Linked DNA regions of Mus musculus: all the other regions are linked to region 3. A link is a loop called in an ENCODE intact Hi-C map of the cell type or tissue named here. Cell type or tissue: left cerebral cortex. All regions are shown on one strand.

The links. Peaks named below come from ENCODE experiments on the same cell type or tissue, not always from the same donor. Only the 100,000 strongest peaks of a DNase experiment are listed, where the experiment ranks them.
Region 1: a loop joins it to region 3, with 5 times the contacts of the local background. A loop is called at or near these places in 13 of 42 quality-filtered maps.
Region 2: a loop joins it to region 3, with 2.0 times the contacts of the local background. A loop is called at or near these places in 13 of 42 quality-filtered maps.

What each region holds. Positions count from the first base shown.
Region 1 is chr11:88,094,490-88,102,489 of GRCm38, forward strand. It overlaps Cuedc1 (CUE domain containing 1), which reads left to right and starts at 4,657. Exons shown (of 11, transcript NM_198013.3): 1 at 4,657-4,854. 2210416O15Rik (RIKEN cDNA 2210416O15 gene) reads left to right here and starts at 3,569. Exons shown (of 4, transcript NR_045499.1): 1 at 3,569-3,639; 2 at 3,726-3,828; 3 at 4,180-4,263; 4 at 4,373-5,618. In left cerebral cortex, a CTCF peak has its summit at 4,680; DNase peaks (open chromatin) are centred at 2,932, 4,278, 4,722 and 5,375; H3K4me3 peaks cover 1,798 bases; H3K27ac peaks cover 2,101 bases.
Region 2 is chr11:88,083,827-88,091,826 of GRCm38, forward strand. It overlaps Vezf1 (vascular endothelial zinc finger 1), which reads left to right. Exons shown (of 6, transcript NM_016686.4): 6 at 1-903. Among named protein-coding and RNA genes, the nearest start is that of 2210416O15Rik, 10 kb to the right of the region's middle. In left cerebral cortex, no CTCF peak of the experiment used is centred here; a DNase peak (open chromatin) is centred at 3,298; H3K4me3 peaks cover 948 bases; H3K27ac peaks cover 704 bases.
Region 3 is chr11:88,159,040-88,167,039 of GRCm38, forward strand. The region is part of intron 1 of Cuedc1 (CUE domain containing 1); the gene reads left to right. Among named protein-coding and RNA genes, the nearest start is that of Mrps23, 41 kb to the right of the region's middle. In left cerebral cortex, a CTCF peak has its summit at 3,251 (motif pointing left); DNase peaks (open chromatin) are centred at 603, 2,360, 2,757, 3,199 and 1 more place; H3K4me3 peaks cover 1,143 bases; H3K27ac peaks cover 3,618 bases.

The DNA of each region.
Region 1 (8,000 bases), 65 kb before region 3:
CCTCCTGTCCTACCACAGGCCTTGTTAATGTCTTTGGTGGTGCTAGGAAGAAGGTCTCATGTTGGCGGGGATGATACAGTCACTTTCAAAGCCATGACTGCTTGCTCTTGTGCACTGTTAGTCCTAAAGGTGAAGAAGCATCCTGTCTTCCCTGGAGCCCAGCTGTTGGGCAACAGCTGTGCATCAGCCTCGTGCATAATAATAATAATATCACGCATAATGATAAATGCCCCAGTGGCCTGAGCTTAGCATGGACAGAGACTAGACAGAGGCACCCATCACCTCCCCTGTTGCAGTACGGGAGCAGAAAGCATCCACAGTTGGTTCTAGCACATGTAGGTGGGGTCGAGTAGGACAGGAAGGAGAATAGAAGAAAGGCACCCTGGGAAGACCTGACAAGAGGAAGGTTAATGTGGACGCTCAGCTTACCAGGTTCCAGTCAGCGATGGTGGTTTTGGACCATGAGATATCTACACCGGGGTTTCTCTTAGGATGCTCCCTGAGGAGACAAATGTACTAAGAGACGACTGAAGGGAAAGACCCACCCTCACTGCAGCCCAGATCAAAGAGAAGTCTGAGGGGAGAGGATGCATGCTAGCCTTTCTTCCTTTCTGAGTAGGTATCACTGCTGTGGAGCTCAGACATCGGCATCACAGGCCTGTCAATATGGCTTCACTCTCACCAGAGATCTTGGTGCATGTCCTCAGGACTACGGTGGCATCGCACTTCTGGGTCTGAGCAACTCCTGGGTTCTCGGTTTCTCCAGCATACAGACCACCATTTCTGGATTACCTAGTTCCTATCATGTGAATCAGCCTAATAAATCCCCTTTAACTTTTTTGATTATTTTTATCTTACTTTTATTTTTTTTTTTATGTTTTCAAGACAGTGTCTCTCTGGGTAGCCCTGGCGGTCCTAGAACTCACTCTGTAGACCAGAGTGGCCTCAACTCAGAGATCCACCTGCCTCTGCCTCCCACTTCTGGGTTTAAAGGTGTGAACCACCACCCTCTGCCAGTAAATCCTCTTCTATGATATGTTATGTAATATATAATAATACATATACATGTTTTGTTGGCCCCGTGCCTCCGTGCTCACCTTCTCACACTGTAGGCCACAGCCCCAGATTGGGTTGCATAACTGAATGCGAAGGTTACACAATTTTTGGAAATAGTAAAAGGTTTCTGAATGCAGTGACCCAAAATTAATTTGAAATCAAACACTCAATGAACCTGAGCCTTTTCTGGCAGCATTCACGCGTGTCGTATCCACGCTTCAACAGAGACTTTGTTCTGAACATACAACACACACATTTCACATCACCAATATCACCGCAGAAAACAAAAAAACAAAAACAAAATCCAGCTAATACACCCAGAATCACATTGGCTGGAATTCAAGAATATTTATTATACATTAAGAGTTGCATTCTGCCGGGCAGTGGTGGCGCACGCCTTTAATCCCAGTACTCGGAAGGCAGAGGCAGGCAGATTTCTGAGTTCGAGGCCAGCCTGGTCTACAGAGTGAGTTCCAGGACAGCCAGGGCTGTACAGAGAAACCCTGTCTCGGGGGAAAAAAAAAAAAAGAGTTGCATTCTTTATATGCAAAGTTTCCTGTTTTTTTTTTTTTTAAATAGAATCAAAGTAGTTTAATTATAGAAAACAAAGAGTTTTAATTTGTCACTCCCAAGAATGGATCAAATCACTGTTATTTGTTAGAGTGTTTGATTTTTTAAAAAAATTGCTGTTGGAGGTTGCTGACTTGACTTTCATAGACAGTATTAAATGAAACTAGGCATAGTGGCAGCGGCCTTTAATCCCAGCACTCATTGGGCATATGTGGGTGGATCCCTGGGAGTTTGAGATAGGTCTGGTCTACACAGTGAATTTCAGAACAGCCAGTGTTATGTAGTTGAGATCCTGTCTCAAGAAATATTAAGTGGATTTTTGCTTGGGATTAGAACAGATTCCAGAAATTTTTGAAATGGCCCTAAACATACCTTGCCAACTTGTACTCTGTGTTAAACATCACTGGATGCTCTTCCAGAGGACCTGGGTTTGATTCTCAGCATCCACATGATGGCTCACAACCATCTGTAACTCCAGTTCCAGGGGATCTGATGCCTTCTTTAGGCACACATGTGAATGCAGGCAAAACACCCAAATACATTAAATGAACTAGACCTTAATCAGCACAAGTAAGGGACCTGAGGCACAGAGAGTTAAGTGCCTGGCCCCAAAGTCATGTAGCAGGTTGAAGAAGTCCTAAAGTTTGGTGCCCACTGAAAACTATTAACCTCTGTGAACACATCCTAGGACCTAGTTTGTTGGAAGAGCAGGAAGGAATTGGGTGCTAGAGAAGGCTACTGAAGAAGCGTGGGGGTTGTTGGGGAAACCTTGTAGGATGGGCAATCTGTGGGGTGGGAGAAATTTCAAAGAAGCCTTAAAAGCACCTGGGGTTGTATCAGAGCCAAGAAGTGGGGTAAGCAGGAGGTTCATGGGTTTAGACAACCAGGTTCCTGCCAGGGCCTCCCACAGAGTGTAGCTCCTGGGATGACTGGGGAAGAAGGCCAGACCGCAGGAAAGAAAAGCTAGAATGAGGCTGGAACAAGTAAGAGATATGCGTCTCCATTTTAGAGGAAGTCTACTTCGGATGAGATGACATTACTAGGGCGATGGCTTGCGGGCAGGGCAGGATCAGGACAGGATTAGTTTAAAAGGGGGCATCTTGAAGTGTTGGTAGGCTTGAAGCAGAAAGGGGACGGTGGAAAGAAAGAACGGATTGGAGTTCTCTGAAGCAGGCAGGAAGTTTGGCTAGAGAGCAGGACGGGTCTCTCACCAGCTGTGGAGAGCAGAGCACAGGGGCTGGAGCCAGGCAGCAGCTGTGGGAAGAAGTAGGGGAAAGGGAAGGAAGGATGGCTACAGCTGGAGAGCAACAGAATACCCAGGAAGAGGGAGGGCAGGGACTGAGCTGGTTAGCCTCTGTGCCAAGAGGTGGCGTTTAGATGAGGGAGGAATGGTTTTGAGTTTGTTGTTAGCCTCCATGAGATCTCCAAGGGACCTGATGCTGGAGACCTGAGGCAGGCAGCAGATAAGAGGGGCTGGGTTGCAAGAGAACCTAACCTGAGCCTCTAGGTGCTCAGAGCAGCAGTAGGGGAGAGTGAAGTTGCTCTGGGTATGAGAAGCAGGGGTGGAGGTGGGGGTGGGGGTGTAGGGAGGCAGGACTGGGAAGCTGCTTCCGGAATCGACCCCAAAGGAGGACATTGAAAAGCTCACAGACAGGCTACTTCAAGGGTGACAATCACAGCGACTAGCTGGCTTTGCTAACGACTTGAATGAAAATACATTTCATAAGCATCCTAGAGGCACGCACAAACAGGAAAATCTCCAGATTGGTAGCCCCCACCCCAACCCCAAGTCCTGAAATGTCAAAGTGACTGGGACAGATTAGAGAAAGATTCTGCCAATAAGCAGAAAAGTGACAGGTGAAGTTAACACTACAGTATAAAGTGACAAACTCGATACCATCATCTAGGCTTTACTGGCCGAGAGGATAAATCCTGAGCGCTTGGTGACATCTCAGTCAGCAGCCACATCGGAGGACTTCAGAGTCAGAATTTTTCACGTGGGGTCCTGATAGTGTGAGGGTTCCCGGAAGCCGGGTGAAGGGGCATGGGCAGAGGGGCCGAAGGGAACAAGGGATTCTCAGAGGTGGGGTTTCTCCCAGGGTATCCTCAGATTCCACCTCGCTGAAGAAATTACCCTTGACAAGCAAAGGATGGAGACTCTGGGGCCTTGGTTTGTGATTTTCACCATCAGATGTCTCTTGGGTGAGCATGCCCAGACTTCTCAGCAAAGATTGTAAGTCTTCGGAAGAGGAGAGGGCTGTGTGCAGGGCTCCACACACAAATGGGCAGGCTCTTCCATCATTCCCTCTGTTCCCTTTTCTCATCTCCAAATTAGTGCACAAAACCAAACCACTTGGAAAATTAACCAGTTGATCGACCGTTTATTAAAACGTTTGTGGAATCCCTTATCGAGGCTCAGAAGCCTTTGAAGTAATGGCGAATGCTGGGTGGAGATAAGATGTTAGTGGGTGGTAACTTTGATTTTCCTAATCAACTTCACGATTTCCTCTGGCCTCAATATTACATTTTATTTCCTGAACTCTAACTCCGCAGAGCTGCCACTTTCCCACACTCCTGATGTCCCCAAGCCCAGAGAGGTTCGTGCATCTTCTACAGCCCTCACTAGTGGCTCCTCGTGTATGTCTGCAAACTCTCAGGTCAGCCTTGCATTTAGGTCCCCCTCTTTCCCAAATTTCCCACGTCTCAGGTCTCCTTGCTTTAACAACCCCTTAAGGTGCTTCCCAAGTCGGCAGAGCCCAAGCGCATCACACCGGGCCATAAAGGGAAGATCACAAGTCCTCAAGAGGAGCGGTCTGTGCAGGAATGCACAGAGGAGACTGTCCCAGTGTCCTCAGAGGCCCCTTGCCCCTTATCCCTCTCCCCTTGCCCCGTATCCTGCGCAACCGCATTGGCCTCGGGATCCCTATTCCTGCTTCCAGTCCTGGGGAGAGGGTCTGGGGGTGTCGCAGCCTGAGCCCCGCCGCGCGCGCAGCCCCGCTCCTCCCCGCGCGCCCCACTTGTGGCCCCGCCGGCAGCTTCGCAGGGACAGCTGCATTTCTCGCCGCCCGCCGCTAGGAAGCCGGCCTCGCCTCGCTTTCTCCGCCTCCCGGCGCCCAGCCGCGCCGCCGCGCCACCAAGCCGGGCTGCCGCTGCCGCCGCGGGACCGCGCCCCTCCCCCGCCGCCCGACCCCAGCGGCCCCGCGGGAGCGGACGCGCGTGCGGTGCTCGGTAAGACCCCGATTCGCTCTCGCCGCCCCTAGCGCGAGCTCGCGGGCGCCGCGCTCCACCCCGGCCCGGTGGCCCCACCTTCCCCGGGAGCATCGCCGAGGCGCGGCCGCGAGGGCCGGGCCGTCGCGAGTTTGAGTCCTCGCGCGGTGGCCAAGGCTGCCCGGGAGCCCGCGGCAGGTCCCCGGCCGCCCTCCCTCCGCCGCTGCCCGCCTCGTTCCTGGTCCTGGGCACAGGGAGCGTGCGGAGGATCCCGGGGCCGCGATCCGAGGGGTGGTCGCCGGCCAGCCGGCGCCGCGAGGAAGGGACGCGAGGCCTTGGGGAGCCTGCTCAACCCGGGTCTCTCTGCTCCCCGGTTCCCCGCTTTGTGTGGACACCCTCCCGGCTTCGCCCGGGCTTGGGGGCGCAGCCTGAATGGCGATGGCGAGGCGGGGGCCTGGGTTGGGAGCTGAACTCCTTTTAGGGGGAGGGGAGAATCGTTTCCTGCTCCCGCCGTGGTCACCGGTCGGTTCAGCCTTTTCTGGTCCCACCCGGTCCCCTGGGAGCTGCGTCTCTCCGCGACCCGGCTGGAGAAAGTTCAGAATGCGCTGTCCCCGCCCCTGCTCCCCCGCCCCTCGAACTCTGAGTGCCTGGGGCGCTGAGCTCCAGGGGGCCGGGGCTTGCCTTTATTCCTTCAGCGCTCTTGGGTTTCTCTCTGAATGGTTGGTGGCTTGCCACCCCAGCATGGGCTTGTCCATTTTCTTTCCTTAATAAAAAGTTTCAGCTTCAAGAAATTCATACTGCTATTAAATTCCTGGAGAGGGTGTTTTAAGGAAGAGAGATTTTTAGATTTCCTTTATTTGTTTGTTTATTTACTTATTGTAAGAATAGAGGGTGGGGGTGGATAATTGGGAAGATAGTGATGAGATACCCTAGAGGTGACGTCGGATAGAAGACCATGTGCCTTGGTCACCACCTGGTCCTCAGTAGCCTGAAACCCAGGAAATACACCTTGCAACACCCTGAGCCACCTGGCCCAGGAGAAGGGGTTCTGGAGTTGCTCTGGCCCTCCCAGCCCTAAGGTTCTTTACAGACCTATGGAGTTAACTATGTATGCTGTTTGAAGGCAGTGTGTGATACTAGGAGTCTCCTTATCTTATAGATGTCATCTCATTATGAAGTTTGGCTCCTGCTGGATCGAATGTGAAGTGGGACCTCCGTTTAAATGGAGGGATGGTACCTTTCTTTATGTAGCTTGGCTTGGGCCACCAGAGGTTCATCCAGAAGGTTGGATTGGAAATCACCCGTCCACACTCTCTTGCTGGATGGAGCAGGAGACAAGGAAACAGCTGGGTACAGTCTTGAAAAGCAGAGGCTCTGGGCAGTTAGGGTAGCTCAGGGTTGGTGAGAGATGGAGAAGGCCAAGTCTCAGAGTTAGACCAAGGGCCTCTTTGGGATCTGGTGAAAGCTATACCCTAACCACACTGCCCCAACATGCACAGGTGCTGGAGCATTCCTGTGCACTGCCAGGGGGCATAATATGTCCCCTTGGTGCTAGGGTTCTAATTAAGACCCCTATATTAAGAGTTTTCCGTCTAATTCAGGCCTTTTGGAGCAGATTCCAACTTTGTGGCTAGTTAGTAGATAATCCCAGGGGGCCCAAAGTAGAAATGCTGTGAGGTTCTTTCTCATGCCACTTTGAACTTGTGGCCATGGAGACCTGGAAGCTCTGGCCCAGCTCCCAGCTCCCTCCAGTTAGCTAGAGGGCAGGGGCAATTGAGGTGGCCATTCTCCCAGGACTAAGTTTGCTGTCTGTTTGGTGGGGAGGCCCTAGGTACCGTGTTAGGGCCACAGGGCTATTGAATGAAGGGGAAACAAAAGGATAAGTGTGGGTGAGTATAGGAGACGTTTTCAGGAGCCCCTGTTTGTCTTAGGGACACGAGGGGCCTCGTGGAGAGCATTCGTAAGTATGGAAGAAGAGTCTTCTTGGGGAGCCTTGGAGCAGATTTTCCCAAGAAAACAGTCAGGGTAATTTGCAGTTCTTTTCATTTCTTGAGACTTCAGAACACAAATGGAGGACAGACAAGCCACTGAGGCTCATTGCCTGTACAGTTCCAGAGACGGTGGTTCTGCTATTCTTACCCATAATGCTCTGGATGCTGGGCTGTTGGGATGCTGTGCAGGTGTCTGCTTGAGATCTGGAGGAGCCCAGGATCTTCCATGTCAGACTTCTCTGCCTCAGTACTCAGAAGTCTTCCTTAGGCTCACGCCACCTCTGATGGACCAGAGGCCCCCCCCCCTTTTTTTTTTTTTTTGGTTTTTCAAGACAGGGTTTCTCTGTGTAGCCCTGGCTGTCCTGGAACTCACTTTGTAGACCAGGCTGGACTCGAACTCAGAAATCCACCTGCCTCTGCCTCCCAAGTGCTGGGATTAAAGGCATGTGCCACCACCACCCGGATTTTGAATGTCCTTTTAATGAGGCCACTAATATTGTCTTTAAAGCCAGTCACAAACAGTAAATGCAGAAACCAGGCTTGGAAGTAGACCTCCCGTCTCATAAAACGCAACAATGGCGGTCTTGGTTTGAGTGTGGTAAGAAGTTCTGACTCCAGGGATCTAACCTGCAGCCTGCTGCAACCCGTGCCATCCAGCGCATGGGGAGTTCTCTTTAGCCAGTGAGTGTGTGTGTGGCTTGGTGTGCAGAACCATCCATTGTTTCCTTCAGAGTTCCCTAAAGTCACCCTGCTGTTACTAAGCAACAGAGCTGAGAATTTCTCAGAGCCTTGGGCTCACCTCTGACCAGGCAAGGTGAGCAGGAGCAGGAGGTGTCTGGGGTTTGCTGGCTCCTGCCATTATGACAAGTAACAGTTAGGTCTGAGGACCCAAAATGACGGTGGTCTAGCGGTCCCTGATATGGGAGTTGGAAGATGTCTTGGTGGCAAGCAAGGCTCTTGTGGCAGGGTCCACCTTGCCTTGTGTCTGGGATTTACCTTCCTGCTGAAACTCTCTCTGGCTGCCACATATTGGTGGGTAGACTCGAGATGTGAGTTGCCTTGGCTGCTCTGCTGTTTGTTGAATCCTCTCTGCTTCCAACCACCCATGTAATAAAGCAGCTAAAGTTCTCATCTTCAAAAGAGGTCACGAGGCCGGGATGCAGCCCAGTTGGTAGA
Region 2 (8,000 bases), 75 kb before region 3:
ATGGGGGAAGGCCTAGGAATGGCACTGCGGAGACCCGGGAGGGCAGCGGTCACATGTGGAGGAAACCTTCATTTCCTGGCATGTGCTCTGCTCGTCGGGCCTTGTCATCTCTGTTGTGCTGGCAGTCATGGTCCTTATGGTCAGATAACCCAGGCTTCCTCTACAGTGGCCAAGGAGCAGTCCTCAAAGTGGGCAGGTGTGGGTCCTTCCCCCAGGCTACAGCGTGGTCATGAGATCCTGAAAGTATTAGTTCTTACAGAAAGAAAAAAAAAAGGATATATACTAGAAATGGTTGTTTTATCAATTCATTGTAAACAGGAGTGAGACTTCATTGTATGACTTCAGTTAAAATGCTATTTTGTATGCATACTTTATTCACTTAAGAAGCTTGTCTGCAATAATAAAGCCACGTTGTGTCTTCTTTGGGGAGGGAGAGAGTTGAGGCAGGATGGGTGAGGGTAGGGCAGAGGGGGCACAGATAGGCCGTGTGGTGAAATCCTCCCGTGGCCCGGACCTGAAACTGAGTTGTGATGCTGATGCTGAGCTGATTCGCCCGTGTGTCGAATGCACCAACGGCCACCGTTCTACAGAAAGGCAGAGTATGGTTTCCCTCCTGGTTGTAACCTGGTGGAGAGCTTTCCCTTATCAGATTGGCAGCTAAACAGTTGTATTAGATAATCTTCAAATCTGACATCCAGCCTGTTATGCTTGCTCTAGGGCTCGCTGCTTGGCCTGCATCTCCCTTCTCCTGTGTATTCATTTCCCTCCTAAGGTGTGCTCCTAAATGAAGGTTTCTATGTACGCGGATGATGATTTACCTGTCAATACCAGCACTGTATTACTAACATGCAAAATACTGCAGATTTATTTTGACAAATTAAAGTTAACCAGTCACAACTGTTATGATGGACTGTTAATGCCGCAGAAGCTTCCTCCGTTCACTGTGATGGGAGAAAATGATTGAAGTATTCCTTCCCAGGTGTGGGCCTCCTGCCCACATACACACTTCCTGGTACTGAGCTGGGAAGGGAGGGGTGCTTGGTCCCATGGTGCCAGAAAAGGGCGGGTGGAAGGGAACCAGACTGCAGAAGGGTAATTACCCCTGCCACCCAGCTCCACTAAGGTAACAGTAAACCAGGCAAGGGTAGACATTAATTGTCATGTAAAGCCTGGGGGCGGGGTGGGGGGTGGGGGGCTGGTTAAGGCAGATGGGACAAGTCCCCACAAGACAGTATCACCAAATAGCAAATCAAGATTCAGACACTTCACTTAATGGAAAAGTTTTGGGTGCCTCCAGATTTGCTGTGATAGTTGTTTTAGTCTCCTTATTGATTCTGAGTACAGCTAGAGGGATCACGTGCCTTGTGATAGTCTTGTCTTGGGAATGAGGGGACTTTCATTTCACTGAGTTGTTCTAGCCCCATGTGTCTGTTTCTGCTCTCCTAGGGCCTCATAATTTGGTTCTCTGGAGAGAGCTGAGGTGAGGATAGAGAGGGTAGAGGCTTGCACGTCCTTGTCCTCAAGGGCCAATGGACAGAAGGTGTGATCAATCCTTGGACTGACCCAGCCTCCTGTCCATTTCTTCTCTACAGTGTTTTATAGCTTCAAAGAATATCATTCACACCTATATGGATCTGTAAATCTCACCACCACCTCTGGCCTGGCCCTGGCGGGTGCTGAATTTGTGAAGCTAAAGTCCCTTGGGGCTGAATGCTGGCTGAATTTGAGGAGTAGAGTCCAGTTTCTCTTAGTAAGCACCTCTGAGGACCTAAGGTGGGTCCAGAGGACCCAAGTTTGATTCCCAGCACCTGCATATAGAAGCTCACAACTGCCTTTGACTCCAACTCTAGGGCATCCAACACCCCTGGCCTTTGGGGACATCCATACTCAAGAGCACATACTCACACACAGACAAACACATGTGCATATAATTTAAAATAATTAAAATGTAAACATTAAAAAAGAATGGGGCCGCTCACAGTAGGTGGATCTTTCTACCTCACCATAATCGGGATAGTCCCCTCCCAGGCATGCATAGAGGCCTGGCTCCCAGATGATTCTGGATCCTGCCAAGTTAACAAATAACTTTAAGTTACAAACCTAGTTCAGTTTTGATCTAAGTGAATATAAAATGCTTAGCACAAGGCCTGCTACAGAGTATGGGACTAGAAACTCAAAGATTTTATTTTATGTATATGGATGTTTTGCCTGCATGTGTGTCTGTACATACGTGTGCCTAGTGCCCTGGGTGTCTCACCACTGACCTTTTGCAACTGGAGTTACAGTTGGTAGGCTCCACATGGGTTCTGGGAATGGAACCCCGAGTTCAATGGAGAAACAGAACTCTTAGCTGCTGAGCCATCTCACCAGCACCTAGAACCTCAAATTCAATGCATCCTATCTTTACCTAGTCCTCTTGCTTGGCTTTTGTTTGGGCAGTGCTGGGCATCGAGGCACATACGTAGTGATAAAGTGCTCTGCTCTGAGTTACGCCGCCAGCCTCTTATTTCCTGCCTCCTTTGTGAGGATATCAATCGGGTCGGGACTGGCAGTTCACCCTCATCTCAGGAATGAGAAAATTGGAGGGAAGACACCTTGGGAAAGCTACCAGTTGGACATTAGCTTGAGAAGTGGCCTGAGGGGTTCATGCTAGAATCCTGGAAGAACCAAGAGGCCAGGAGACAGGCTATGTGCTTGTCTGAGTATGGTGCATCTTGGGGGAGGCATTCTTTTCTCCCTCCACTGGAGGTACTGGGGTACAAGTCTCTTGAGCAATACCACCCTGCGGAACAGCAGCCTCCCTTTTCCTTTCCCAAGAGGAAAGGGAGTGGCCCCCACCTTTCCAGGTAGATGAAGGAGAGCGGCCATGCATCTTTTTAGACCAGTTCTCAACCTGTGGATCGGGACCCCTTTGACAATCCAATCTCCAAAAATATTTACATTACGATTTATAACAATAGCAAGATTGCAGTTATGAAGTAGCAACGAAATTAATTTTATGGTTGGGGGTCACCACAACATGAAGAACTGTATAAAAGGGTTGCAGCATTAGGAAGCCCTTCTAGGATGTCCTGGGTACAGTGCAATAGGCAAATGCGGCGTTGCCATGGCTGCAGCAGTCCGGGTTTAGCGTTCTCTGCCTGCACCTTTCGTTTAATCCACTTTGCTGGCCTTTCTGCGGCTTCCAGGCCTCTTTCTCCCTAGAAGTGAACGCCAGGGCGTTGGGGGAGGGGCAACAGGCCAACAAACAACTCTTTCGGAGCATCAGCCCCGCCCTGCCTAGAACATCTCTGAGCTGGGATTGGCTGAGGTATACTGAGCCCTGATTGGTTGGTTTTATCCTCTTGCTCATTCACAGATTGCGGGCAACTGCAACTGCGTCTACAGAAGCTTGTAAGTGGAAAGCTACTTCGCTTCTACACTTGGCAAGATGGTTTGTAATCATTCCACGTAGACAGGCAAAATTCAATTCCATGGTTCCCCAAATCCGGCGCTAGCTCCTCTAAGACTGGCTGGCTGAGTCGCTTTCTGTATCTTATATCCAAATCCTTTGAGAGCAAGCTAGGGAACCAGCCTGTGCGAGGAGTGGAGGAACGCATTTTGTAATTCAGCCAAGACCATGACTTGCCATGGAAGGTCGACTGCTAGGCTACCCTTACACCCCCTTTGCCAGCGACATCTATACTTACCACTCCTTCCTTTAATCATACTGTTCCGTATGCTAGAAATGCTTTTCCTGCCCATCTATCTATTTTTAGAATGCGGCTAAATGCTTTTGCTCCTTTGAAACTCACTCCTTACACCAGACCCCAGAGACAAAGATGATGCAGAGTTTATGCAGGGAAAACTCAAAGCAAAGCAAAACAAAACAAAGAAGTAAAACAGGGGTGATGTGTTTTCAAATTTACAGTAAACACCTGTATGCCTTTTACCCAGCATTGCAGAATTCATATTCTTCCTTATGCTAAAGCACCATGGACCTTTTTTATTTTATTTTATTTTGTTTATTTATTTATCTATTTATTGCTACATTTTATGCAGAGCTGGCCTGGCCTGGCTTAGAGCTTGCTATGTAAACTTCCTTGGCCTTGAGTGGCAGATATCCCCCTGTTCCTCCTGCCTTCTGGGCGCTGGGATTAAAATCCTGAACCAGCACAGAGGGCTCTTCTAATTTTTATTTGTTAGTTTGTTGTTGCTATTTTCCTGGACTTTCCAGGTTTTATACATCAAAGCTGTGACCTGTTAAAGACATCTCTATATGTTTCCAAACACTTTTATACCACAGCCTAGGCGTTAATGTCACATATTTATACGATACTTTCATTTAATCAGCCACTTGTGTTCCAACTTTTTTCTATTATGGTTAATTTCATTGTCACCATGACCAGACACATTGTTGATGAGGCACACCGTTGGGTTCTATGAGGAAGTTTTCAGAGGATGACTCTGAATAGGGATGGCATCATCCTTTAACCTGGAGACCTCAACTGATTAAAGGGCGGGAGGAGGAAGCCAGATGAGTCCTATCATTGCTTTCTTCTCTGCTTGTTGGTCTGTAGACAAGCAGCCATGATGGACTGTGATCCGTTGAACTGTGAGCCAAAAGAAAACCTTCCCTGAAGTTGCTTTTTTGCAGGTATTTGATCATAACAAAGATATAATTAATTAATATATCTTCTTTCCTCTAGCACATTACACATTATATAGCTGATATTTTAAAAAGATACAGATTCCAGACCCTCATGGGGCTGGAGTGACAGCTCGGTGCTTAAGAACACTGCTTGATTTTCTGGAGGACCTGAGTTCAATTCCCAGAACCCACACGGCAGCTCATGACCACCTGTAACTTCAGTTCTAGGGGATCCAATGCACTCTTCTGATGTCAGCAGGCAACAGGCATGCACACGGTGCATGGATACGCATGCAGACCCAACACCAATACACAGAAAAATATACAGACTCCTGCCTTGTTTTGTTTTTACTTGATTGACAGTTTCTTATTTTGTGTTTGCTTGGCATTGTCTCACGACATTCTTCACTGTTGCCTGGGATACTGCAAGGGCAATGTCCCCCAGGGTATCACATCTGAAAGCACAAAATGTCCCTCCAACCCACAGAGATGATATTAATTCTGACAGAGTACCTACGTAGTTTCCTCTCTCTCCCTCCTTCCTCCCCTCTCTCCCTACAACTAATATACCATGGCGGGTGGGGTCCATTAGGACTATTGGAAACTCCTACTCTTCATCTGGGCTTCCCTCTGAATGCACATGAAGTGGCTTAATTCCGTCTTTCCCATAGTGGGCAAGGTGCCTCTGCACAGGAAAGAAAGGAAGAGACAGACCGTGGTACACATGCTTGCAATCCCAACACTTGGGAGGAGGAAGCAATTAGATGAAAACACTAATCCAGGATGCACGCTCAAATGAATCAGTGCTCCCCTCCTCCGCTTCCTCCTCTTCCTCCTCTCAGTCTCAGATCTTCCAGGCTGACTCCAGACCTTCCCCAGAGGACCAGCTGCAGGAACTGACACTTTCCCAGCCAACAGACTTGAACTGTGCCGCGGGCAAGAGGAGCAAGCCCTGCAAGCTAAATGTAGAGGTTGCTGAGGGGCTGGTCCCCAGGACCCAAATCTCCTTGTGGTCCTCTTGTCCCAAAAGGCTTAGTACTAACTCAGGAAGAGGAGGGTCTCTCTCTCTTCTCTCTTCTCTCTCTCTCTCTCTCTTTCTTACCCTTCTCTCTCCTTTCTCTCCTCCCCTCCTTTCTCTCCTCCACCTCCATAGTCCTGCTCTCCAGCCCTAACCAATCTAACTGGCCTCCAACTGTGAGCCATTATACCTGACTTGTTTGTCTCATGAAGAGCTACCTGCTGAATGAGCACTCCCTCAGACACTCACTGCTTTGGAACTATGTTGGGCAACTTAAGTGAGGCTCTTCCACAAAAGAAGAAGACATTTGCTGAGTGGTGGTGGCACACGCCTTTAATCCCAGCTCTCGGGAGGCAGGGGCAGGTGGATTTCTGAGTTCGAGACCAGCCTGGTCTACAGAGTGAGTTCCAGGACAGCCAGGGCTACACAGAGAAACCCTGTCTTGAAAAAGCAAAACAAAACTGAAAAAGACATTTTTTCCATTTCTACTAGTGCTTGAGGACCAATGAGCTCCAGGAAGCAAGAATGGGAGGCGCCTGCTTCCCTTAAGGAAGGAAGGAAGGAAGGAAGGAGCTTTCCTCCAGGATGTCATAGTCTCTGTGGCACCTGTTCCAAGTCTCAGTAAAAACTGTTCATCCACCCAACCTACTGTCACTCTATTTTATCTCCTCTTTCTCTGTCTCTCTGTTTCTGTCTCTTTCTCCCTCCATCCTTCTCTCCTTCCCTCCCTCCCTCCTTCCCCATGTTCTCATGTACCTCAGGCTGGCCTCAAATTCTCTAACTAGCCAAGGATCATCTTGTATTCTTTCTCAGAACAAAATAAGAATGGCAAAAGGCAGAACAGGCTTCCGTCGTTGAATATGAAACCAGCGAGCCATGAACTATACAGTCTGACTACCCATGACTTTGCCGAAAAGCAGCAACTGATTTAACCTCTCTGTGGCCAGCTTCCTTGTCTGTGAGACAGGGAGGATGGTGGTAGCTGCTGCAGGGTAGCTGGGCAGTGAGTCACTATGTGATGGCCAGTTCAGAAGCACTGTGTGCTTGCTATTAATGTCATCAGCAGAAGTGCAGTGAGGTGCTGGGCTCTGGGCTCCGGATGAGTCTGTATCTTTCTCTAGGACCTCAGAAGACTTATTTCATTTCCCTGTATCTCAGTTCCCTCATCTGTAATGTCTGACAAGCTTTTCCCTGAAGATTAATTAACATATGCCAAAGTGCTTAAAACAGAGCCAGACACACTGTAAATGTTCAAGAAACATCAGGACTGGACCATCAAGATGGCTTAAAGTTTACTTCTGACTTCCACATACACACTGTGACCACATCCATGCAGGTGTTCAATCATACTAACACACATGCATGCACACATTAGAATGATGAATGTAATTTTAAAAGCTTTTTCAAAAGGAAAATGAAAGGTTATTCTCCACTATTCCTATTTCCCAGTTATTGAGATGGTAACTATCTAGCCTCTTTGCCATTTATAGATTACAAAAACAGAGCCAGGGCTGGAAAGATGGCTCAGTGGTTAAGAGTGCTGGCTGAAGCCAGGCAGTGGTGGCACACACCTTTAGTCCCAGCACTTGGGAGGCAGAGGCAGGCAGATTTCTGAGTTTGAGGCCAGCCTGGTCTACAAAATGAGTTCCAGGACAGCCAGGCCTACCCTGTCTTGAAAAAACAAAAACAAAAACAAAACAAAACAAAACAAAACAAAACAAAACAAAACAAAACAAAACAAAACAGAAGAGTGCTGGCTGTTCTTTCAAAGGACCTGGGTTCAAGTCCTAGCACCCATATGGAAGCTCACAACTGTCTCCAATTCTACGGTGGAAGGCCTGATGCCTTTTCTTTATATAGACATACATGAAGGCAAAATGCCAATGCATATGAAATAAAAATAAATCATTTAAAAATATTTGATGAGAGAATGAATGATAGAACACGAGGCTAAGCCACCCAGTGAGGAGGCGGTAGAGAAGAGACTCACCTGTATCTTGGCCTGACCAACATTTCATGTTTATCATGCTCTGGGAAACTACGGGGAGTTCAGGAGGTACAAACCAGTCAGACCCCCCCCCCCCGTCTTAGGGGACCAGCGAGCTCTTCTCTTGAGTCTGTGAATTGTTTGTAGCACATGCTTGCCTCCAAGTTTGTGTAGCTACCTGGTACGGGGCCTCATTGCCTTAGCTCTTGATGTCTTCAGGAAAGTCAGAGTGAAAATTCCTGTCAATTTTAAATTCTTTTTTTAAAAGCCCTGGGTGCTCCATCCACACGGACTATACATTTGGTCCTTTGTTCCACGTTCTAGACCATTCCCCGTTGTCACATCTTCCTAAGGCTTCTCTCGGT
Region 3 (8,000 bases):
AGCTTCACTTGGTCCCAGGCACGTACATGTTCTTGCCAGTCCCTGGGGTGGAGTGGGAAGCAGCCCCTCTCCGCCCAATGAGGTCTCATCTCCTCAGCCCAAAGTTGAACTGTTGGCTGAGTTGGCTGCGTTTGTTGATAGAGAGAGAAGCTGTTGTGGAAATATTCCCTAACCCGCCCAGGTTTTGGTAAACAGTCTGTTACTCAGGCAACTTGACAGCTTTGGTGGGAAGGGGAATAGGAGCTTGGTAAGAAAACTGGGTTTTGTGAGCTTTCTGTTCTTCTAGATATAACTTTACCGCCAGCCCTTTCTTACCTTGCTCCCTGGACTTGAACACTATTTCATAACTGGAAGACCCCTCTCCGGCCCTCCTCAGCTCCCTTAGGGTTAGTTTGTGCCCTGGGATTCAGTGCTGCCCCCAGTCTGGCGATCTTTGCCGTGTGCTCCTTCTCTGTCCGTTCTGTGGTCTGTGCCAGGGAACAGAGTGGCTCTCCAGCCTGACGGATGCTGTGTTGAATCTGGAATCAGACAGCTTGGGTTCAGATTTCAGCTTGGCCACTTAGCCATGTGACCTTGAGCAAGTGTTTCACTCTCTGTAGCTCACTTTTCCGTCTATACCGTTGGAGAGGGTGGGGGAGCATTTACTGCATAGGACTGCAGAAAGCATAAAGAACATTGATACACGTGAGGCCCTTTGCCACGGTGCCTGGTGAGGAGAGAGGCTCAGGCGGTGGGCATCAGTCATCGTGGCTACGATGCCGTTATCATTTGTTGGAGACAGGGGTCTCACTATGTAGCCCTGGCTGGCCTGCAACTCACTATGTAGGTCAGGCTGGCCTTGAACTCACAGAGGTCTGCCTGATTCAACCTCAGGTGCTGGGATTGCAGGGTGTGAACTATGACACCTGGCCTTAAAAATAATAGTATCTGTTATTACATTGAATTTATTTGTACTGTATGTATGTGTGCTTAAGCTCACTCAAGCACACATATGAAGGTCAGAGGACAACCTGCAGAAATGAGTTCACTTCTACCATGTGGATCCTGGAGGTGGGACTCAGGATGTTAGAGGTGGTGGCAGGTGCCTATACCCACTGAGCTACCTCACTGGCCTTATTTATTTATTTATGAGACAGGATTTTACTATATAGACCAGGGTGGCCTTGAACTCACAAAGATCCTCCTGCCTTTGTACCTTTGTGCAAGGAATAAAGGCACGCACCCACCCCACACACATACTTTAGTTTTCTGTTTTGATCCTGGGTTCTCCCAGTATCAGCCCATTTAGCATTCATCCTGTGCTTACAGGTATGAGCCACCACCCATGAGCTTAACACAGGAGCTGGTTGTGTTATGAATGTCTGCAGAGCTTCATCAAAGTTGGAAGAGGGACTGGACTCCTCAGGGCTCCTTTTATGGCTGCTAAGTGTCAGGGCAGGGATGAAGGATGGTGCCCAAGGGCTGGCTGAGGATCTAGGGCCAGATCTGCCCGTGGGGGAGGGATCTTAACTTCCTTTGGAGTCCTTTGCCCTGGTGCCTCACCCTCAGACACATGTGGCTACAGACTCGGTCACTTGTGTTGATGCAGGAGAAGGAAGAGTCAGGCAAGGTTCTCCTCACGAAGCAGCGCAGATCCACTTAGATAGAAGGAGGGGTTACAGAGGCGTTGTGCCATGCGCTAGTCCTGGGTATGGCCTAACCTCTCACCCTGCTAGCTCTCCAGACTGGAAACCATGTCTCCTCCTAGCAGAGAGTTTGGGCGTCTTTTTTTTTTTCTTCTTTAAATTTATTTTTCTTTATGTGTATGTGTGTGCACCTCTGTGTATACCATGTTTATGCAGGTGCTCACAGAGACCAGACGAAGATTTTGGATCCCTTGAACTGGAGTTTCAAGTGGTTGTGAGCCAGCTAATGGATGCTGGGGACTGAACTCTGGTCCTCTACAAGAGCAGCAAACTCACTTAACTGCCTAGCCATCTCTACAGGACACACCCCGCCCCCTTTACTCCCCACTCCCCCGCCCCTTTCTCCTTATCCCCTCCAGCACTTTCAAAAAAAAAATCCTCGTGAAAAAGAGATGACTAACAGAGGTAAGGGACCAACCCAGGTCACACAACAGGGCGTGGCAACAGTGTTTTTCCCTCGGGTTTCCCTCCTCCCGCCATGTCCAACCTGGCCTCTTGCTCTGGTTGCTGCGCCAGGGTTAGAGAATGGGCACAGGTGTAGCTGCCCTGCAGTTCTGGGGGCTCTGGGAATGAGGCAGGCTTTGTTGTCGTCCGAGCAGCTGTGACCGTTGGGGCTGAGTATCCATTAAGCCGTTTCCGAGCCCTGGGCGGGAGCAGGAGGCTCGGCATTTAAAGGTCACCCGGCTTTTGAAGCTACAGCGACATTAATAGCTTGTGAAGAAAACAAGCCTGTGCAGGGGCCGGAGGACAAGGCGGCTCTGTCAGCGCTGCCCCTCCTCCCCAGGGTGCTTGGCCACACACATGCCGGCTCGGGCGCGGGCGCGCGCGCGCGCGCGCGCGCGCACACACACACACACACACACACACACACACACACACACACACACACACACACACACACACACACACACACACACACACACACACACACACAGACCGTAGCTTCTACCTCTTGCTCATCCACCTCTCCCTCCTCCCTTTTCGAGCCTCTTCAGTTCTGATGCCTTAGAACTCGGCAGACTGCCCTGCACCCACCCCCACGGTGTCCGAGGTGACAATTGTATGAGGAGGCGGCTGCCGAGCCCAGCAGCTTCTCTGTTCACACCGCGTCACCCACTTAAGGTTTCCCTGGGACTTAGCCACATGACCTCATTCTGACCCCTCTGGCCCTGGTATCATGGAGTCTTGCTGAAGCAGTCAGCCTGGGCCCCCCTTCTCTTCCCAGATGGGTAGGGTACAGATGTCACCCTTCAGGTCTGATAGCTTGTCTCGAGGCTCTGCCGCAGCACTGGCTGCCCAGGATTCCCAGTCCGGGTAGGCACTGGAGGATAAAATGCCTTGGGTGGATTAATTCCATCTCCTGAGGAGAGAGCACAGAAAGTGGTGTCTTGACTGCAACCCCAACCCCCACCCCCACCCCTTTCTGAGATGCCTGTGCTATCCAGTGGCTCTTCTGTCCTCCCGTCAGTCCCAAGGGTGGGGGATGGGGCACAACAAGGTTCTGGGAGGGCAGCTGCGGTTAGCCCTTTCCCAGGAGCCGCTGTGGCCTGGGCCCTGGGACACCACCTAGTGGCCTGGTCTGTTGGTGTCACTGGGCTATGCATGGTTCTTAGGCAAGAAATGAGTCCCTTAAGACTATTGCAGGTGGACCAGATGTTCCAAACGCTCCTCATCCACTGACAGAGAGGAAGTCTGGGGTAGGTGGAGATGAGAGAGGGAGAGGGAGAGGGAGAGGGAGAGGGAGAGGGAGAGGGAGAGGGAGAGGGAGAGGGAGAGGGAGGGAGAGAGGGAGAGAGGGAGAGGGAGAGGGAGAGGGAGAGGGAGAGGGAGGGAGAGAGGGAGAGAGGGAGAGGGAGAGGGAGAGGGAGAGGGAGAGGGAGAGGGAGAGGGAGAGGGAGAGGGAGGGAGAGAGGGAGAGAGGGAGAGGGAGAGGGAGAGGGAGAGGGAGAGGGAGAGGGAGAGGGAGAGGGAGAGGGAGAGGGAGAGGGAGAGGGAGAGAGAGGGAGAGAGGGGGAGAGGGAGAGGGAGAGGGAGAGAGTAAGTGCTGGCCCACAGCTTCATACCTCCTTCTGGGGTCTCAAGTTCTAGGTTGACCCTGTTCTAGCTTGGGGAAAAATACAGTCAAATTGGCAGTGGGAGAGGCACTGTCTCCTGACCCCTGGGGCTGATTGTGTAGCCGTCAGAATTGTGTGCAGGGAGAGAAGGCCCTGATGACAGTCAGAGAGAGCTTGTGGGATCCAAACGGCTGCTGGGCTTTGGACACCCATAGTTGGTTACTGTGTTACCCCACCGGTTGCTTCTCTGCTCGTCCACTTAGTTAGCACAGGCTGACTGTACTGGGTGCTTTGTGGACACTGGGAGCTCCACACTGGATGTGGCAAATCTGCCCTAAAAAATGCTGATCTAGTGTAGAAGATGGTCACTGGCAAGTGCACTGTATATGATGTTTGTGACAGAGGATGACAAAGCAGGGCAAAGGTCAAGGAATGCCGGAAGACAGACTGAGCTGATAGAGCAGTCTCCCTGACAATGTGGCAGGGACCAGAAGGAGGAGAGACAAGGTGCTGAGAGAGCTTAAGGTCCCAAAGGAGAGTGTAGGTTTGTTGGTCAAGTGATCTGCACAGAGTGCTCAGGGTGGCTGGATGAACGGCAGCCACGTCAGTACGTGTCTACGTGTGTCTGCATGTCTCTGTGGGTGTACCTGTGGGCATACACCTGTACTTCTTTTGCTTGTGTCCCACTCGGGCTTTGAATTTGCTATGTAACTGCGGATGGCCTTGAAGCAAGTGTTCCTCCTGCCTCCGTTTCCTGATTGTTGGGATCACACGTGTGCATCACCACACCTGGCTTATGCAGTGTGCTGGACTCAACCCAGAGCCTCCTGCGTGACACACAGGCACCCTACTGACTGAGCTGCGTCCTTAGGCTCCATACAGACACATTTGAAGGCAGGAACACAAAGGATCTTATAGACCATGGTGAAGTTCTGGGATGTGGTCTAAGGACTAACAGCCAGGGACTTTGGAGGTAAGGAAAGACATGTGGCCACAACATGCAGTCCACAAGGAAACAGGGAGGTGGCAGAGGACAAGAAGCCACCAGATCCTGAGGGACAGTCTAAAAGGCAAGGAAGATGGGGATTGTTGTGGGTTGAATGGAGGGTGTAAGGGATATGTTCTTTTTGTTTTGTTTTGTTTTGTTTTTTTGAGACAGGGTTTCTCTGTGTAGCCCTGGCTGTCCTGGAACTCACTCTGTAGACCAGGCTGGCCTCGAACTCAGAAATCCTCCTGCCTCTGCCTCCCAAGTGCTGGGATTAAAGGCGTGCACCACCATGCCTGGCTAAGGGATACGTTCTTTTTTTTTTTTTTTTTAAAAGATTTATTTATTTATTATATGTAAGTACACTGTAGCTGTCCTCAGACACTCCAGAAGAGGGAGTCAGATCTCGTTACGGATGGTTGTGAGCCACCATGTGGTTGCTGGGATTTGAACTCAGGACCTTTGGAAGAGCAGTCGGGTGCTCTTACCCACTGAGCCATCTCTCCAGCCCAGGGATACGTTCTTAAAGATGGTCTCCAGGCTTTGACCTCAGCGGGCAGAGGTGGTGCATAGACAGGAGACACAGGCAGGGTTGGATCAACCTATTCTGTCAGAGCTACTGGTGGGCATCTGGGCAGAGAGCATAGTAGGTTGCATAGTTGTGGTGTAGAGGGAGTGTCTGGAGGAAAGGCAAGACCAGGAGCTAGCATGCAGCTGGCAGAAGATATTAAAACCACAGGATTTCCTCAGCGGGTATAGCATGAGGTACCAAGGCCTCAGAACAGCCCACCACAGCCTGTCCCAGCAGGGACTTCCTCCATCCTAGGAACCCAGATAAGTTCCATCGCAGCATTTCTCTCTCACACACACTGCTTCTGCCAGAGAGGAAGACGAGGTGCTGAGCCCTGAAATCACTTTCCCAATCCATGTGAGCCCTCCTAGGCTCACATGCGGGCCCAGCCCTCTGATCCTCAGGCTATCTTATCCCTGGTGCAGACCTGGCCATCAGCTTCACGAACAGGCCTTCCTAAGGCAGGAGGCTGGCTGTTTTGACCTTGGACAAGGCTGGCTGAGCCACACTGGGGCAGCCTGCCCACCTCCCTGGGCCAGGCTCCAAGTGACTCAGGCCTTGCCGCTTCTCACTTTCCAGTTGGAAGTTGGAAGCTGGAAGCGGGCGGCTCTGGGCCTGGCTCTCATGGCCCCCGGGGGAGGACAGGTATGAAGTTTCTGCTTCCAGGTCCCGAGGTCACCCACACCCACTCGCTCAGGGAGAGGTCTAACGGGCCCAGCAGGTTTGATTCACTTCCTCCAGCCCAGCTCATCAGGGATTACCTTCCTGTTTCTTGCCCACAGGAGCCGTGGGTTCAAAGAGACGACCTGCTCTCTCCAAGGTCATGTAGCCAGGTCTGGGGCAGTGCCAGCAGACCTTCCCCCCCCCCCCCCCCCCGTTCTGTCTGGGTCATGTTTCCTTTGATGGAATGTCCTAAACCCAGGCACACGTGGCTGCATTTCTCGGGCTCCTTGGCTCTCAGCCCTGCAAGCCTTACTTGGCATGTTAGCTCTCTCGGGAGGTAGGGATACCAATTCCGGTTTTTCTACGTACCCACTAACTGTGCAGTTTTGGACAAGTCACTCGACTTCACTGAACGATTCCTACCACTCATTACAAAGTGGAGACGGGCTGGAGAATTATAATAAAGATGAGGGGCGCTTCGGTGGTGACAGGGGAAAGTGTCCCGTGTAAGTTCATAAGCCCAGGTCATCTGCGCGCCTCCTTTCTTTCATGCTTTTTAAACCGTTTTTGTTTTGTTTTGTTTTGTTTTTGTAGCAGGGTTTGTTACAAAAGGCAGTGTGACTTGGTGATTTTTTTTTTCTAACGTTCCTCAGCCCTGGCCTCAGGCTGGCTTTAAGTTTAGCAAGGAATAGAAAGGACAATGCGAGCCCCTACCTGGTGCTAGTTACAGCAGTCTGGGTGTCTCTGAGGCGTGCCTGTTCACCAGATCCCGTTTCCCCGGCTTCCTGTTTCTGAACTACTTTCTCCAAACCCACAGAGCTGCCTTGGTGGAAAGAGCTAGGCTTTTCCATTGCCCATGCCATGTCCTTGAGCTCCTTTCTGCCTCTCCAACTGTGCTCATGTGGGGACACAGTTGCAGGGGCAGGTTTGGGTAGTCACAGGAACCAGGGTGTGTCCTGCTGCAGAGGCCTCAGGGCCTGGCTTGTGCCGGGAGATCCACGTATCCATCCACGTATCCATCCACGTATCCATCAGTGATCTGGAGGAAAGCCCTGGGTTGATAGCCAGAGGCTGGGAAAGAGCCCCTGTGGCCTCCCTCTTTCCCTTCCACGGGGCAGTGCAGCTGCACACTCCTACCCAAGCCTGCAGGCAGTCTGCCACAGGCTGAGGGCCGGTTTGTTTCTTCTACATGGAAACAGTGTAAGCCCCTAAGAGCAGGACCCTGGGGTAAACAGTCAGTTCCAGGATGCCTTGCCAGGGTGTCTCAACACTCAGAGACCCAGAACCCCAGGGACCTGTGAGAGGGGGTTCATGGAATAAATGTGAGCCCACTATTTTTCTTCTTTCTCTTCATGGAGTTGCCCTTGGCAGAGCGACAAGCCTGGTCGCTAATCTTTCTGTCTGAATTACACTCGGGGCAGGGAGATGGTAGTGTATTCTCAAGGGCCTTAATCAGAGCCTCTGAACCCATGTGTAATATCATCAGGGCTTGGCTTCTGGGGCCTGGTGGCCCAGAGGTTAGAGACTTGAATGTAGGCCTTCTCTCTTGACAGAAGCACTGAATTGCCTCAGACCTCCTACGGTAGGGGTGGGCAGGAGGGGAGAGGAGGCCATATGTATTTGGCAACTTTCTTGGACTCATTCTCACAACCCAATCCCTAGACTGATCATCCGCGGCCACCCTTGTGACATGACTCTGGCCTCCCTTGGCCGTGACTTGCTCCTCTGGGCAGGCAGGAAATAGAGGGAGTGGGATGGTAATTCCTGATTCACTTAGTTGACAAGCATGTCACGCGATGAGGTGGGTCTCTGTTGTGATGTGGGACGATGCCTACAATGTGCCATTAAGTAGATAAATGTAGTGGTACAGTAGTAGAAGTTATGGTTTAATTACATAGCAAAACAAACTTATGCGCATGGTAGCATGTGTAAGGATGTCATACCTACACATGGTGTGGGCACATGATCTCATTTAGGAGTTCTCTCAGGGCAGGAAGGGACTTCAGTGCCCACTAGCTATTCAGAACCTGTATGCTTGTAAT